Regions from separate parts of the Homo sapiens genome. Here region 2 is linked to region 1. A link is a loop called in an ENCODE intact Hi-C map of the cell type or tissue named here. Cell type or tissue: CD4-positive, alpha-beta T cell. All regions are shown on one strand. Each heading gives the region's core, and the rest is flanking DNA. Links, peaks and the distances in the headings are about the cores only.

What was found. A loop is a pair of places that touch in the nucleus more often than their neighbours do. Peaks named below come from ENCODE experiments on the same cell type or tissue, not always from the same donor. Only the 100,000 strongest peaks of a DNase experiment are listed, where the experiment ranks them.
Region 2: a loop joins it to region 1, with 1.8 times the contacts of the local background. A loop is called at or near these places in 2 of 110 quality-filtered maps.

Annotation. Positions count from the first base shown.
Region 1 is chr6:158,934,310-158,942,980 of GRCh38, forward strand. No RefSeq gene overlaps it. Among named protein-coding and RNA genes, the nearest start is that of TAGAP-AS1, 61 kb to the right of the region's middle. RefSeq lists a silencer at 1,927-2,029. In CD4-positive, alpha-beta T cell, for the core only: no CTCF peak of the experiment used is centred there; DNase peaks (open chromatin) are centred at 4,622 and 5,502; H3K4me3 peaks cover 1,310 bases; H3K27me3 peaks cover 249 bases.
Region 2 is chr6:158,881,537-158,890,207 of GRCh38, forward strand. The region is part of intron 1 of LINC02901 (long intergenic non-protein coding RNA 2901); the gene reads left to right. Among named protein-coding and RNA genes, the nearest start is that of LINC02901, 16 kb to the left of the region's middle. RefSeq lists a silencer at 5,267-5,467. In CD4-positive, alpha-beta T cell, for the core only: no CTCF peak of the experiment used is centred there; no DNase peak of the experiment used is centred there.

The sequences.
Region 1 (8,671 bases), core at 2,934-6,933:
CAAAACTCAACATCTTATACAGGAAGATGACATAATCCAAACTCCCTACGTCGTATCATTCACAATGTCCACCACACGATAACAAATTAGTAGACGTGCAAAGAAGCAGAAAAATGTGACCCATGATCAAGAAGAAAAAGCTATCAGTAACATCTAGATCCAATTGGTCTAAATGTTGAACTCAGCAGAGAAAGACTCTGAACAACTAATCTAAAAATATCCAAAGACTTAAAGAAAAGCATCGTCCTAATAAGATCAATGAGGAGTCTCAGCAGAGAAATGGGTTGATAAAAAAGGACCAATGGAAATGCTAAAACGAAAAATTACAATCTGTAAAATAAAAGTTTCACTGCTTAGCAACAGACTGCAGAAGAAAGGGCTGATGAATCTGAAATAAAGCAATAGAAATGATCAGATTTGAAGAATGAGAAGAAAAAACGAGCAGAGGTGTAGTGACTTATAGGGCAATTTCAAGTTGTCTAAATCATATGTAATTAGAATCCCAGTAAATGAAAAGAAAGAGAATGGCAGAAAAATTGTTGAAAGAAATAATAGCCTTGATCCCTCAAATTTAATGATAAACATCAGTCTACAGATACAGGAAGCTTGGAGAACCCTAAACAAGAGAACAAGAGAACTATACCTCAGTATATAATAGTCAATTTTATTTTACTTTATTTTTTTCAGACAGGGTCTTGCTCTGTCGCCCAGGCTGGAGTGCAGTGGCATGATCACAGCTAGACCTGTGTAGCCTAGACCTCCCAGGCTCAGGTGATCCTCCCACCTCAGCCTCCCATATAGCTGGGACCACAGGTGCACGCCACCGTGCCTGGCTAATTTTTAAAAGTTTTTGTAGAGACAAGGTCTCATTACGTTGTCCAAGCTGGTCTCGAACTCCTGGGCTCAAGTGATCCTCCCGCCTTGGCCTTCCAAAGTGTTGGAATTACAAGCGTGAGCCACTGTGCCCGGCTGATAGTCAAATTTATATTATAGAACACAAATTCAACAGTGGCAGAATCACATTGTCAACGCCAGCAGCATCAGGACAACAGGGAAGGAACGCCACAGTCACAGCCATAGGGGAACCCAGCTTTTTTGATGATGACAACCACCCAGGTACCTGTTAAGATACAAGTCCCTGGCCTCCATCCCAAGCCCACTGATCAGAGTCACTGGGGGAGCTGGGTGGTTAAAAAGCAACCAGATAACTCTCACTCTGGGCAAGTCAGGAAACTGCCGGAATTCCCTTTACTGAGGAGTGGCCGACTGGTGATTGTCTTGGAAAATAAGAAAGGTTGTGTTTTTTCAGTGTGATAAATTTAAAAATATTCTGTTAAATAGTATTTGCTTTGTTTTTTAATGTTTCACAAATTGATATTGATTAGTAGACAAAAGGATTGACCTGGCACAAACTTTACTTAGTTGGTGGAGATCCACAAAGCGATAATTATGCAGTCATAATTTGTGAAAACCCAGTATGCTAAAATCAATCCGTTTTCGGTAGAATGTTCTAATTCATGCCTCTTATCCAGTAAATATACATAAGCATTTTAACGATGTATAGAAACTCTTTCTTTTGTCAAAAATAGACAGGCCCACAGCACTATGATTTTGTGACCAGCTGCCCAACATAAGAAGGGCTGTATCCCCCTGTTGTTATTTATGTGAATCCGTAGAAGTCAGACTATCATCCATTTTTTTTTTTTTTTTTTTTTTTTTTGAGACAGAGTCTCACTCTGTTGCCCAGGCTGGAGTGCAGTGGCTCACTGCAAGCTCCACCTCCCAGGTTCACGCCATTCTCCTGCCTCAGCCTCCGGAGTAGCTGGGACTACAGGCACCCGCCACCATGCCTGGCTAATTTTTTGTATTTTTAATAAAGGCAGGGTTTTGCCATGTTGGCCAGGCTGGTCTATAACTCTTGACCTCAGGTGATCCGTCCACCTTGGCCTCCCAAAGTGCTGGGATTACAGGCATGAGCCACCGTGCCCGGCCAGACTATCATTCTTAAGAAGCAATTCCTTTAAAAATATAATCAGGCCAGGTGTGGTGGTTCATGCCTGTGATCCCAGCACTTTCGGAGGCTGCAGCAAGCGGATCACTTGAGGCCAGGAGTTCGAGACCAGCCTGGCTAACATGGGGAAACCCCATCTCCACTAAAAATACAAAAAAAATTAGCCAGGTGTGGTGGTGCATGCCTGTAATCCCAGCTACTTGGGAGGCTGAGGCAGGAGAATCACTTGAACCAGGGAGGCAGAGGTTGCAATGAGCCGAGATTGCACTACTGCCCTCCAGCCTGGGCAACAGAGTGAGATCGTCTGAAAAACAAACAAACAAACAAAAAAAACCCAAAAAAACAGGTCAGGTACAGTGGCTCACTCTTGTAATCCCAGCACTGTGGGAGGCTGAAGCAGGCGGATCACCTGAGGTCCGGAGTTTGAGACCAGCCTGGCCAATATGGCGAAACCCTGTCTCTACTAAAAATAAAAAAAAATTAGCCAGGTGTGGTGGCACATGCCTGTAATCCCAGCTACTCAGGAGGCTGAGGCAGGAAAATTGCTTGAACTGGGAGACGGAGGTTGCAGTGAGCCGAGATTGCACCACTGCACTCCAGCCTTAGCGACAGAGCGAGACTCCATCTCAAAAAAAAAAAAAAAAAAAAAAAAAAATCCGATTTCATTCTGGTCAACCAAATTTGACCAGAATGGGAAATCACATTTGAGCTATAGCTATAGTATTCTTTCAGCTCTCCAAAGGGAATCACTAAACCATTTCTGTCTGGGAAGATAATAGCAGGAGGTAGAGAGACGATCATTAAATGACTATTGAAGCTCTTATTACAACCAACCATGATGTCACTCTCTCCCCGTAGATTTCTGCATTCATTGCATTTCATGTTTTTTAGCTTCAGAGTAATCTGGTTGTAATTGCTAAGGTTGTCTGGGTTTCAGGTATCAGAAACCAACTCTGTAATTATTTTGAATGAAAAGGGAATTTACTGGAAGTTGGCCCAAGCATTTCAAGGCATTTGAACAACTGCACTTTGAAAAGGGCAGGACCTAGGAAGGCACTAGAAACCTGGACAATTGTGGGTCTTTAGTGTGCTGCTGTTAATGTGACTTGTCAACAATTGCCAGTCTGTTTCTTCCTTTCCGTCTTCAAAATCCCAGCTTCCTCTGTGAGGGAATGTGACTTGTTTACCTTGGGTCACTTGTCCTCTTGCAGACCTGTCAGCCCTGGGGGCACAGGATTTCATGGCTGCAACATGCTTGTTGACTGGGGCGGGGAAGTTATGGGTTTATCCTCTTCATTCTCTCCCTGGACACTAGTCACACTCATAGTTTCTGCTTTCCCTTCATTTAACTCACATTCAAATTTTTATTTCTGGCTGGGCACGGTGGCTCATGCCTGTAATTGCAGCACTTTGGGAGGCCAAGGCGAGCAGATTGCTTGAGCCCAGGAGTTCAAGACCAGCCTGGGAAACATGGTGAAACCCCGTCTCTACAAAAAATACAAAATGTAACCAGCCATGGTGGTGTAGGCCTGTAGTCCCAGCTAGGGAGGCTGAGGTAGGAGAATCACCAGAGCCTGGGGAGGTTGAAGCTGCAGTGAGCTGTGATCATGCTGCTGCACTCCATCCTGGGTGACAGAGCCAGATCCTGTCTCAAAAACAAACAAAACAAACAAGCAAACAAACAAACACTTAATTTCTAGCCATTGCCTTCCTTCCAAGTTTGAAGCCCTCGCCTTTGACCCCCGGCTTTGCGTTTCTATCTGGATGTTCCACCTGATCCAGACTCAGTTTCCCCCCGTATCCCTCCCTTGCCTCAGCCACAGTGCGCATCTGCTGTATGGTGGTTATTGAGGATATCAAAGTGGATAAAATGTCCCTACTATGCTCTAGTGGCGCAGACAGGCAAGTCAGACAGAGGAGGTATTGGTTCTTGCTGGGGCCTTTTGAGTTAGACCTGAGGAGAGGTGGAAGGACTCTCTGAGCAGAGGCCCCTGCGGATGAGCCCATCACAGACAGGGCACCTGTTGGGAGGTGGCCCAGAGGAAGCTGGGAGGGCAGGTGGGGGCCCAGGTCAGCACAGTAGTAGAGGATCAGAGCCACGTGGCGGGGAGCAGCTCCTGCAGGCTTCCGGGGCAGTGAAGTCCCAGCTGAGACTGTGGCCAGCGGGAGTCGGCAGGTGAAAAGGAGGGAGGAAGGTAGGGAGAGCAGCAGGCGCAGAAACTAGTGCCCCTCACATTTAGTCCGCACTGGAAACCAAGTTCAACGTTCTCCGTGGACAGGATTCCGCACAAGTAGTCAATTTTCTGTTCTGAGACTGGCTTCGTTTCTGTCTCTCTCTTCTCTGATTCCAGCTCCTATTTGAGTGCTTGTGCATAATCAGAGTTTGATTATTTTAAAGCATTCTTTTTCCACTCTAAGTACATAATCATTGTAGAAAATCTGAAAGCAGAGGAACCCCTTAGAGGGCGAAATCACAGTCAGCCTTCAAACTCAAAGACACGGTAGGTACTTGGCACTGTCTTTCATTTCCTCCTGTGCTGTGATCTGCTCTGATGAGTGTGACTATACCAAATCCAGGACTGCGCCACGCCTCCTAAACTCCGACTCCTGGACGACACTGCAGCTTCCTCCGCTGCCTTGGGGACACGCCCCACTCGCTGTCAAAGCGCCCTGGAGTCTCCTCGCATCTCCCTTCCCTGGGCTCCACCCTTGGGGGCCCCCGGCTGTGGCTCCCACTCTGGGCCTCAGCTCCCGGGAACCCAACCCACTCCCTTTCGCTCCTCGGCCTTCTCCTGCCGCCTTCTCTGGAAGGCTCCCTCATCCTCTGTCGTAGTCCAGGGCTCCCTCCTAGACCTGCGGCCCCGGCACTGCGGCCATTCCTTGGTGCCCCGCCCGCCCTCCACCACCGAGCACGTCCTGCTTTTCTCCTGGGCTTCCTGGTGTCCACCAGGAGTTGAACTTCCTCTCTGTGTCCCCCTTGCCTGGCTCAGTGTCTGGGACAAGCTCTGTGCTCCTCTGCCCTACGTCCTTCCCATGGCCCACTGTCCCGAGCCCTCTGTCCTGTGGCTTGCTGTCCCGAGGCCCTTTCTCCTGTTCTCTGGCGGTGTGGCAATCTGTGTTCCCTTGGATGCATCTGTCCCTACCTCCGGGGCTCGACAGTCCCCTCTGCCTGGGAAACTCTTGCGGGCTGTCTGCATGGCTCCCGCCCCTTTTCAGGAGGTCCGCTGACTGCTCTCCTTACTGTTCCCTACCTGCCCCCAGCAGCTAGCAGGCCGTCGGTCCCTCATAAAATGTGTTGCTGACCTCGCACCCAGTACGCAGTGAACACGGGCGGGGAACGTCCGCGCAGGGGCGGGCACACCCTCATTAAATGCAGCCCCAGCACTCCCACCTGGGTCAGCCTCCGGGCGACTCCGGGCTGCTGCAGCGCCACCGGCGCGCTTTCTGCCCACTGCTGCCCACTGCCTTCCTCTTTCAGTTGGGTCACAGATCGCTACACCGTTCCCATCGCCCTCCTGCTCGAACAGTTCCTTCTCTTTCCTGGCAGTGAGACCTCAAACGCTCCGGCGTGGGACTAAGGCCTCCGCCATCATTTCCCCGAGTTCCCTGCCTTTGACAATTCATCAAATAGCGCTAGCTCTTTTTGTGTCTTAAATGTAAGCGGTAATGAGTAAAATCAGTGTCTCCCTGACTAGTGCTCCAAATGCTAATGGTGACAAAGGCAATCAGGTGTCACCTGAAGTAACACTTGTAACATCAAGTAACATCTGAATTCTGTTGGGCAAGGCCTTTATCATGAAGTTGTCATTATGAGAAAATAAATGAGACTAGCTTCCTGTTAGAAAGCACACACTGGGAAAATCACAAATAGGAAATTCAAGATTAACTCTTGCTAGGGAGAATAATCATTCTAATAATCATATATATATATATATATATATATATATATATATATATATATATTTTTTTTTTTTTTTTTTTTTTTTTTTTTTTTTTAGATGGAGTTTCGCTCTTATTGCCCAGGCTGGAGTGCAATGGCACTATCTCGGGCGATGTCCGCTCACGGCAACCTCCGCCTCCCGGGTTCAAGCGATTCTCCTGTCTCAAACTCCCGAGTAGCTGGGATTGCAGACATGGCCACCACGCCTGGCTAATTTTGTATTTTTAGCAGAGACGGGGTTTCTCCATGTTGATCAGGCTGGTCTCGAACTCCTGACCTCAGGTGATCCACTCGCCTCAGCCTCCCAAAGTGCTGGGATTATAGGCGTGAGCCACCGCGCCCGGCCAATAACACATATTTTTAAAGGCAAAGCTTCCCATGGTACTGATAAACCAAGAAAGATAACTGGATGAGGTGGATAGCATGGGTCTCATATACAAGGAGAACTGCATTTTCCTAAAGGGAACATCCCCAAGAGTGTTTTTGTCTTTTGATTCAAATTGAAAAGACACATATTTGATCTTTATTGTATGAGGGGTTTTATAAGGTCACAAATATAAGATTTTGTGTCACAAATATGCATTTTTGTCTTGGGTTTCATATTTGGACAGAAAAATATCACCTTATATTTGGGCAAATGTAACAAATGTCTCCTTCTGAAATAATGGATTTAGAAATCTTGGATTTCTATGATTTGAATTAAGATGATTAAAAGTTACAGAATTGGCTGGGTGTGGTGGCTCATGCTTGTAATCCCAGCACTTTGGGAGGCCGAGGCCGGCAGATCACCTGAGGTCAGGAGTTCGAGATCAGCCTGGCCAATATGGAGAAATCCCATCTCTACTAAAAAATGCAAAAAATTGCCAGGCGTGGTGGTGCATGCCTGTAATCCCAGCTACTCAGGAGGCTGAGGCAGGAGAATTACTTGAACTCAGGAGGTGGAGGTTGCAGTGAGTTGAGATCACACCACTGCATTTCAGCCTGGGCGACAGAATGAGACCCTGTCTCAAGAAAAAAAGAAAGTCTACAGAATTGTTCAGGATCCCCACATAAAGATGAGTTTCCCTGGACAGAGATGAGGTTAGGACACTGGAAGGCTATGTGCAGACTGGAGGGACCAGATGGGCGGAGGACAGGGCTGAGCAAGGTTGGTCCCAGGACCAGCCTCAGTGGCAATTTCCATGGCAGGGCTGCTGCCTTCCTGTAAATAACCCAAGGATATTTACATACACATCCTCCAGGATGTGTATCAACTGATAACTAACTCAGAGGAGAGCAATCAGATCTCCATCTTTGCTTCCTGCTCAAAATCCCCCAAGTAGGGCAGGAAGAAGAGCATGTTGACCCAAACTCTCAGCTTCTATAACCAGTTTTGATTTTCTGCTTTGATATTTGGTAGGAATTTTGTCCTGTGGACAGTATTATTTATTTTATTTTATTTTATTTATTTATTTTTTTTGAGACAGAGTCTGGCTTTGTGCCCCAGGCTGGAGTGCAGTGGTGCAATCTCGGCTCACTGCAAGCTCTGCCTCCGGGATCATGCCATTCTCCTGCCTCAGCCTCCCGAGTAGCTGGGACTACCGGCGCCTGCCACCATGCCCGGCTAATTTTTTTTTTTGTATTTTTAGTTGAGACAGGGTTTCACTGTGTTAGCCAGGATGGTCTCGATCTCCTGACCTCGTGATCTGCCCGCCTCAGCCTCCCAAAGTGCTGGGATTACAGGCGTGAGCCACCGTGCCTGGCTGACAATATTTATTTATTAAGGAGTTAGTAATACTGACATCCCATTAAAAAAAATTGGGTCATTCCTCTGCTAAAAATCTTGGAATAACTCTGCATTGCACCCAGAGGAAAGCCAATGGAGTCCTTGAAATGATCCTCAATGCTCAACATGATTAGGTTCTATTACCTCTTTGAGCTCTTCTTTATTTAAAAAAAAATATTTGTTTCCTTTCCAACTTTTATTTTTGGTTCAAGGGGTACATGTGCAGGTTTGTTATATGGGTAAATTGCATATCACAGGGGTTTGGTGTACAGATTATTTTGTCACCCAGGTAATAAGCATACTACCTGAGAGGCAGTGTTTTGATTCTCATCCTCCTCCCACCTTCTACCCTCAAGTAGGCCCTGGTGTCTATTATTCCCTTCTTTGTATCCATGTTTACTCAATGTTTAGCTCCCACTTATAAATGAGAACATGTGGTATTGGGTTTTCTGTTCCTGCATTAATTTGCTTAGGGTAATGACCTCCAATGGCATCTATGTTGCTGCAAAGGACATGATCTTGTTCTTTTTTATGGCTGTGTTGTATTCCATATCGATCTCTTCTTTTACTACTTTTCTGCTCGTTCACTCTGTTCCAGTCACACTGGCCTTGCTATTCTTTGAATGCCAAATGCTTTCACTGCTATAAGTTTATACAGATTTTAAAATTTTCTTCTTGCATTATAAGTTGTATCTTTCCAGGAATTTGTTCTTTCTAATTTGTTAAACTTGTTGACATAAATTGTTTATAATATTCTATTATACTTTTAAGTTGTTCATTAGTAGTACTTTGATTATCCTTTTAGTGTCTGTAGGATCTGTAGAAATGCCTCCTCTTTTTTCCCCCGATATTGTATCTTCTTTTTTCTTGATCAGTCTAGCTAAAGAATTTTCAATTTTATTTTTCCGCTGAAATAACTTTTGGTTTTATTGATTATTATCCTGTCTTCTGTTGT
Region 2 (8,671 bases), core at 1,482-5,481, 54 kb before region 1:
CACAAGCAAAGGGATTAGTGGGATGACTCTTTCTTGTCGTGTTGATGTCATGAGGGGGACAGGCAGTAGTTTGTTCCCATCTGCAAACTGGATTTTGGGGGTAAGGAAGACTAGAGTGCATGTGCCTGTCCAGTTGGGAGGTAGGCACATGTAGGTGGAAGAGCCACATAAAAAGAAGAGACCTTGTGTCAGGCAGAACTGGAAATGTAAAGTGAAAAGGTGAGAGGGTGTACTGAAAGAGGAATCCTGCACCCCAAATCCTAGAGATCCAGCAAGGGCAGCAGCCGTTAGAGGTTGTAATGGGGGTTGATGGTGCGACTGCGTAAAGGGAGGGGTTCGGTTCTCATGGTGTATGAGAAAGCGCATAGTGTCTACAAGTAACCTTTCACTGCTATTCATGGGGCTGGGTATAAGCAAGCAAGAGGAGGGGCTAGGAGGAGATTCAGACGAGCAGGGGGAGGGTAGCCCAGGATGGAGTGAGATGCAGGGTATGTGTCTTCCTAAACAATAGTGACTGCCAATGTGTTTTAGTTTGTCAGTAATGGGCTTATCAGTAATGTGAAGTTGGAATGCTCCCATCTGTTTGGTTATGTGTGTGGCTGGGTTCTGGAGATAAAGAGTAAAGGAACATTTGGACAGAAGAAGGTTGCCTAAAGGGATTCCAGCAGGCTGTTGTCGGGAGAAGCATAAAGGAGTGGCAACAGGGATGGTTGTTTGTGTGGTCAGGGGTCCAAATATGGGGTGGGGGTGGAATTGACATAAGGAGAAAGGTGCCGTAAGTAGATGCGGAGAAGTGTGGCAGCTTGTTGGTGTGAAATGTCTGGGGAGTTCTCACCAAATCTGTCTAGAAAGTAAAGAATTTCCTCAGGCAGGTATAGATGAGGGCTATTAAAGGAGGTTCTGAGGTGCAGGGAGATGGAACAGGTAGCCAAGTTGGCCTGTAGAGCGGGGATGGCTGTGTAAAAGCAGGAAGAGGCCGGGCGCGGTAGCTCACGCCTGGAATCCCAGCACTTTGGGAGGCTGAGGCGGGTGGATCATGAGGTCAGGAGATCGAGACCATCCTGGCTAACACGGTGAAACCCCATCTCTACTAAAAATACAAAAAATTGGCCGGGCGTGGTAGCAGGCACCTGCAGTCCCAGCTACTTGGGAGGCTGAGGCAGGAGAATGGCATGAACCTGGGAGGCGGAGCTTGCAGTGAGCCAAGATTGCTGCCACTGCACTCCAGCCTGGGCGACAGAGCGAGACTCCGCTTCAAAAAAAAAAAAAAAAAAGCAGGAAGAAAGGGAAATGCATAGCCAACAATTCTTTGCTAGAGGAGGATTGGAGGATTGAAGGCAGTGAGAAGAGAGTGGGTGAGATTGATAGTGTGCTGGAGATGCTGGAGGTAACTAGGGAGGGGTAGAGAGTGGCATAAGAATGGGAATGAGAATAAGAGGGAGTATAAAAGCAAAGAATAGAACTTCATCAGGGTGGAAGTATTGGAGTGTGCCCTGCCACCAAAGATCATCTACCTGCTCCAAGAGGGAGTCAAGAGTGGTGGTTTGGGGATAGCACCAGGAGATAACAGCTGTGATGGCTTGGAGAAACAGTGTAAACCGGCAGTGTAAACAAGAGCAGGTCATTTATGAGTAGTTGAGAATACAGTAGGGATGACAAGTTTTTGGGGCACAGTCCAAATAGTGGGGGTGACTGCACAAAGCTCTGTTGCAAAGGGTAGGGTAAGGATGGATAGGCCTAATAGAATGAAGGGATGTATTAGGCTCATAAGGGTTATTATTGTTCTTCAGAAATGTGAGTGAGTTTAAGGGAAGTAGGGGAGAGTACTTGCGACTTCCAGGAGGAAGAGGATATATCAGGCTGTCTGGCTGACGGACACAGCTTTATTCTGGAATGGTGAACCCAATGGGGAGGGTCCTGCAGGCGGATCGTGGTTGGGGTACTATAGATGACTAAGTAGGGTCCAGTCCATCGAGGTTGTAGAGTTTGAGGGGTCAGATTCTTAACAAGAACTGATCATCCAGCTAGGGTGTCTTCATATGGCTGGGAATCTGGAGTAGGCAAGAGAAGATTAGCAGCCTGGTGAATTTCCTGTCTAGCCTGTTGGAGGACTGGAAGATAGTCACCTAGAGGGCTGGTGTCTGGGACGAGGTTGGGGCCGAGTAAGAAAGTGCGTCCATATAAAAGTTCAAATGGACTGTACCCTGTAGCATCTTGAGGACAGGCTCTAATTCTGAGAAGGGCAAGAGATAAAAGTACTGTACAGTCCTTTTTAAGTTGGAGGCTAAGCTTAGTGAGGCATGTCTTTAAAAGACCATTAGTCTGTTCTACCTTTCCTGAAGATTGGGGATGGTAAGGGGTATGAAGGTTCCACTGAATACCAAGAGCCTGAGAAACTGCTTGGGTGATTTGACTAATAAAGGCCGGTCCGTTATCGAACTGTATAGAGGTGGGAAGGCCAAACCGAGGAATTATGTCTGACAAAAGGGAAGAAATGACCGCGGTGGCCTCTCAGATCCTGTGGGAAAGGCCTCTACCCATCCAGTGAAAGTGTCTACCCAGACCAAGAGGTATTTTAGTTTCCTGACTTGGGGCATGTGAGTAAAGTCAATTTGCCAGTCCTGGGCAGGGCAAATCCTCGAGCTTGATGTGTAGGGAAGGGAGGGGTCTGAACAACCCCTGAGGGGTAGTTGAGTAGCAGATGGAACACTGAGAAGTGATTTCCTTGAGGATAGATTTCCACGATGGAAAGGAAATGAGAGGTTCTAAGAGGCAGGCTAGTGGCTTGTAACCTACATGGAAGAGGTTATGAAATGACGACAGAATAGAATGGGCCTGTGAGGCTGGAAGGAGATATTTTTCTTGGTCGAAGAACCATTCGCCTTGTGTGGGAAGAGATTGATAGGTGGAAACTTCAGTAGGAGAGTAAATAGGAGTGACCAATGAGAAGGAGAAAAACTGGCCATGAGGGACAGAAATTGGAATGCTAGCTGCTTCTTTAGCTGCCTTATCAGCATAAGCATTGCCCTGAGCAATGGGATCTGATGCCTTTTGATGGCCCTTGCAGTGTATGACTCCAGTTTCCTTTGGAAGTAAAGTGGCCTTGAGAAGAGTTTTTATTAAAGAGGCATTAATGATGGAAGACCCTTGCGTAGTAAAGAAACCTCTTTCAGCCTGTATAACAGCATGGTGGTGCAGGATCTGGAAGGCATATTTAGAGTCAGTATAAATATTGTCACGTAATTCCTTTGCAAGAGTGAGGGCTCAAGTTAAGGCAATGAGTTCGGCTTGCTGAGAGATAGTGGAGGGGCAGAGCGGTAGCCTCAACGATAGATGTGGAAGATACTATAGCATAGCCTGCCTTTGCTGGTGAGTGGCAATTAGGCCTGGTGGAACTGCCATTAATAAACCAAATGTGATCAGGGTGAGGAACAGGAAAGAAGGAAATATGGGGAAATGGGGTGAATGTCAGGTGGATCAGAGAGATATAGTCATGGGGGTCAGGTGTGGTATCAGGAATAACATGGGAGGCCGGATTGAAGTCTGGGCTAGGAACAATGGTAACTGTGGGAGACTCGACAAAGAGTGAGTACAGCTGAAGGAGCCGGGGAGCAGAAAGTATACGTGTCAGGTGTGAGGAAGAAAATAGATTTTGGAAGTTATGAGAACTGTAGAGAGTGAGTTGAGCATAGTTTGTGATTTTGAGGGCCTCTAAAAGTATTAGGGTGGCGGCGGCCGCTGCACGGAGACATGATGGCCAGCCTAAAACAATAAGATCAAGTTGTTTGGGCAAAAAGGCTACAGGGCGGGTCCCGGCTCTTGTGTAAGAATTCTGGCCACACAGCCCTGTACTTTGGCTGTGTGTAATGAAAGGGTTGGGATGAGTTAGGGAGAGCTAGTGCGGGAGCAGCTTTTAGGGCTGTTTTTTAAGGAATGGAAAGGGGAGTGGGGAAAGGATTTAGGATTTATGGGGTCAGCCAGGTTTATCTAGAACAGAAGGTGTTGTGGAGGGAGGTACTGAGGATAGGAGAGTATATGGGTTTGGCACCATGGGGTGGATAGGCAAGGCAATTTCATTGATAAGGCGCAGATCCTGAACTAACCTGTAAGACTTGTCTGGTTTTTGAACAGGTAAAATGGGAGAATTGTAAAGAGAGCTTATAGGTTGTAGAAGCCCATGCTGTAGCAGGCGAGTGATAACAGGTTTAATCCCCTTAAAGCCTGCTGTGGGATGGGATACTGGCATTGAGTGGGGTAAGGGTGATTAGGTTTTAATGGGATAGTAATGGGCGTGTGATCAGTTGCCAGGGAGGGAGTGGAGGTATCCCATACTTGTGGGTTAAGGTTGGGGGATACGAGAGGAAGACATGAAGGAGGCTTTGGGTTGGGAAGAAGGGTGGCAATGAGATGTGGCTGTAGTCCAGGAATAATCAGGGAAGCAGATAATTTGGTTAAAATGTCTTGGCCTAATAAGGGAACTGGGCAGGTGGGGATAACTGAAAAAAGAGTGCATAAAAGAATGTTGTCCAAGTTGGCACCAGAGTGGGGGAATTTTAAGAGGTTTTGAAGCTTCGCCGGCAATACCCACAACAGTTATGGGGGCAAGGGAAACAGGCCCTTGAAAAGAAGATAATGTGGAGTGGGTAGCCCCCATATTGATTAAACAGGGGACGGACGTACTCTCTTCTGTAAGTGTTACCGAGGCTTGGCGTCTGGGATGGTCCAGGGGGCTTCTGAGGCGATTGGGCAGCGTCAGTCTTCAGCTGCTAAGCCGAGGAGATCTGGGAAGGAGTCGGCCAAGGAACATTGGGTTTGGGCTCCAGGGGCTTTAGGAGTGGCAGTGATGTGAGTCGGACAGTCCGACCTCCAGTGGGGGCCCGCACAGACAGGGCATGGCTTAGGAGGAATCCCAGGCTGTGGGCATTCTGAGGCCCAGTGGCCAGGCTTTTGGCATTTGAAGCAAGGTCCACGAGGATGTTTTGAAGAACCCCTGGGAGCTGTGGCTTGGATGTCCTGAAGTTCTTGTATGCTGGAGACGTGGTTGTGGGTTGTCTTCCAGAGGAGTCAAGTAGCTGTAACTCAGAAATGTGTTGCTGTCTGGCTACCTCCTCTCTATTATTGTGCACCTTGAAGGCGAGGTTGATTAATTCCTGTTGTGGGATTTGAGGGCCGGGTTCCAATTTTTGAAGCTTTTTTCTCATGTCAGGAGCTGACTGGGTGATAAAACGTATATTGAGAATAAGGCGGCCTTCTGGCCCCTGTGGGTCTAGGGCGGTAAAGCGTCTAAGGGTAGCTGCCAAGCGGGCCATGACCTGGGCTGGGTTTTCGTCTTTACCTCGGGTAGTTTCCTTAAGTTCGTCATAATTACCAGCTTTGTAAGCTGCCTTTTTAAGCCCTTCAACTAGGCAGGAAACCATGTAATCTTGCCCAGCTGTACCTGGGGAATCTGCCTGATAGTTCCACTGGGGATCCTCTCGGGGAACTGCTCTAATGCCTTCCAGGAGGTCTGGCTCATGAAGCCGGCGGTTATCAGCACGAGACTGGGCTAGAGAAAAACTTTCCCGTTCATCTGGGGAGGGGTAGAAATTAGGATGACACTTCAGTCACTCCAGGTTAACTTGTAGGACAGAGTTAGATATCGGAATTCCTGTGCACATTTAGTGGGGTCTGATGAGAAAGAGCCTAAACGCTGGCTGATTTGGGAAAGGTCCGATAGAGAAAAAGGCATATGTACCCTGACTATGCCTTCAGCTCCAGCCACGTCTCTAAGAGGAAATTGTTGGGCAGGTGGGGGAGAGCTGGTCACAGAACGAAACCGTAAACTAGACCGGGTGTGGGGAGGGAGGTAATAGAAGGGTTATAGGGTGGGGGAGCAGAGGCTGAAGAAGAGTTGGAGGCTGATTAGCCTGGCGGGGAGCGAGCTGAGGAGGAGCAGTCTGGGGAGGAGGTGAGGGGTCAGATGGCTCAGTAGAAAAGAAAGATTCACAAGACTCAGTGATGCTTGGGGTTGAGACTTAAGGGATAGGCGGGAGGGAAAGAAGGAGGATTTGGGACTAGTCGCACTGGAAACAGACACTAGAGAGGGAACGAAGCGTGAGAAATGCCTGGATGTAAGGCACCTCAGATCATTTGCCCATTTTTCGACAAAAATTAGGTCTCGGATGGAGAAATCAAAAGTGCCATTTTCTGGCCATTTAGAACCATTATCGAGTTTGTATTGGGGCCAAGCGGTATTGCAGAAGAAAATAGGACGCTTAGATTTTAGGTCAGGTGAGAGTTGAAGAGGTTTTAAGTTCTTGAAAACACAGGCTAAGGGAGAAGAAGGAGGAATGGAGGGTGGAAGGTTGCCCATAGTGAAGGAGGCAAGTTTAAAGAGAAGTGTAGAGGCCGGGCGCGGTGGCTCACACCTGTAGTCCCAGCACTTTGGGAGGCTGAGGCAGGCGGATCCTGAGGTCAGGAGATTGAGACCATCCTGGCTAACACAGTGAAACCCCATCTCTACTAAAAATACAAAATAAAAATTAGTCAGGCATGGTGGTGGGTGCCTGTAGTCCCAGCTACTCGGGAGGCTGAGGCAGGAGAATGGCGTGAACCCGGGAGGCGGAGCTTGCAGTGAGCTGAGATGGAGCCACTGCACTCCAGCCTGGGCCACAGAGTGAGACTGCGTCTCAAAAAAAAAAAAAAAAGAGAGAGAAGGGTGGGAAGGGTAGAGACACGGAGAAGCGGGGTGGGGAGCAGCCCTGGGCTGCAATGTGGGTGAGCAGCCAAAGCAGGCATCCCTTCAGTTGACTTGCCACCAAGGGAATGTGGGTGAATGACCAAGGCAGGCATCCCTGCAGTGATCAGACACCAGTGGAATGTGGGTGAATAATCAGGCAGGCGTCCCCACAATGATTAAACACCAAGGGAAGGCTGTCTTCCCAAGTCCGTGACTGGCACCAGAGTTTTCGGTCCACCGATAAAATGTGTCTCCTTTGTCTCTACTAGAGGAGAAAAAGAACTGGAATTGGAAGGACAGGGGGATTGAAGCGTAGTGAGAGAGGCTGGAGAAGAGAGTGAAAAGACCGCTTACCCAATTTGAAATTGGTGAGATGTTCCTTGGGCTGGTTGGTCTGAGGACCTGAGGTCATAGGTGGATCTCTTCACGGAGTGAAGGTGAGGACAAGGGACTGGTCTCCTGAAGGAGTCCCTCTGACCCAGGTCTTTGGCACCAAATGTCTCACGCATTCGTGTGAAGAGACCACCAAACAGGCTTTGTGTGAGCAACAAGGCTGTTTATTTCACCTGGGTGCAGGCGGGCTGAGTCTGAAAAGAGAGTCTGCAAAGGGCGGTGGGATTATCATTGGTTCTTAGAGGTTTTGGGATGGGCGGTGGAGTTAGGAGCAATGTTTTGTGGGCAGGGGGTGGATCTCACAAAGAACATTCTCAAGGGTGGGGAGAATTACAAAGAACCTTCTTAAGGGTCGGGGAGATTATAAAGAACCTTCTTAAGGGTGGGGGAGATTACAAAGTACATTGATCAGTTAGGGTGGGGCAGAAACAAATCACAATTTTGGAATGTCATCAGTTAAGGCTATTTTCACCTCTTTTGTGGATCTTCAGTTGCTTCAGGCCATCTGGATGTATACGTGCAGGTGGCAGGGGATATGATGGCTTAGCTTGGGCTCAGAGGCCTGACAGGTGGGTGCAGTGGCTCATGCCTATAATCCCAGCAGTTTGGGAGGCTGAGGCGGTCAGATCACCTGAGGTCTGGAGTTCGAGACCAGCCTGGTCAACGTGGCAAAACCCTGTCTCTACTAAAAATGCAAAAAATAGCTGGGTGTAGTGGCACGCACCTGTAGTCCCAGCCAGTCAGGAGGCTGAGGCAGGAGAATTGCTTGAACCTGGGAGGCGGAGGTTGTAGTGAGCTGAGATCGTGCCACTGCACACCAGACTGGGTGACAGAGTGAAACTCCGTCTCAAAAAAGAAAAAAAAAAAAAAAAATTGGCCGGGCGCGGTGACTCAAAACTGTAATCCTAGCACTTTGGGAGGCCAAGGCGAGTGGATCACAAGGTCAGAAGATCGAGACCATCCTGGCCAACATGGTGAAATTCCATCTCTACTTAAAATACAAAAATTAGCTGGGCATGGTGGCTATGGTCTCTTTTGGTAAATACCAAATTTAGGAAGCATGTATTAGGTGAAATATTCTACAAATATCAATCAGATTAATTGGTTATGATATTTTTAGTTCTGTATCTTTGCTGATTTTCTGTTCTATTGATTACTGAGAGGAGGGTTAAGCTCTCCACTTATAATTGTGGATTTATCCATTTCTCATTTCAGTTTTATCAGTTTGTCTTCAGATTTTTTATTTTTATTTTTATTTAAGTTTTTGCTCTGTCACTCAGGCTGGAGTGCAGTGGTGTGATCACGACTCACTGTAGCCCTGACCTCTGGGGCTCAAGCCATCCTCTTACCTCAGCTTCCTGAGTAGCTGGGACCACAGGTGTCTGCCACCATGCCTGGCTAATTTTTTTTATTATTTGTAGAGACAGAGTCTCACTATGCTGCCCAGGTTGGTCTCGAACTCCTAGGCTCAAGCAATCCTCCTGCCTTGGCCTCCTAAATTGCTGGATTACAGTTGTGAGCCACTGTCCCCGGCCTTCTTCAGATGTTTTGAAGCTCTGT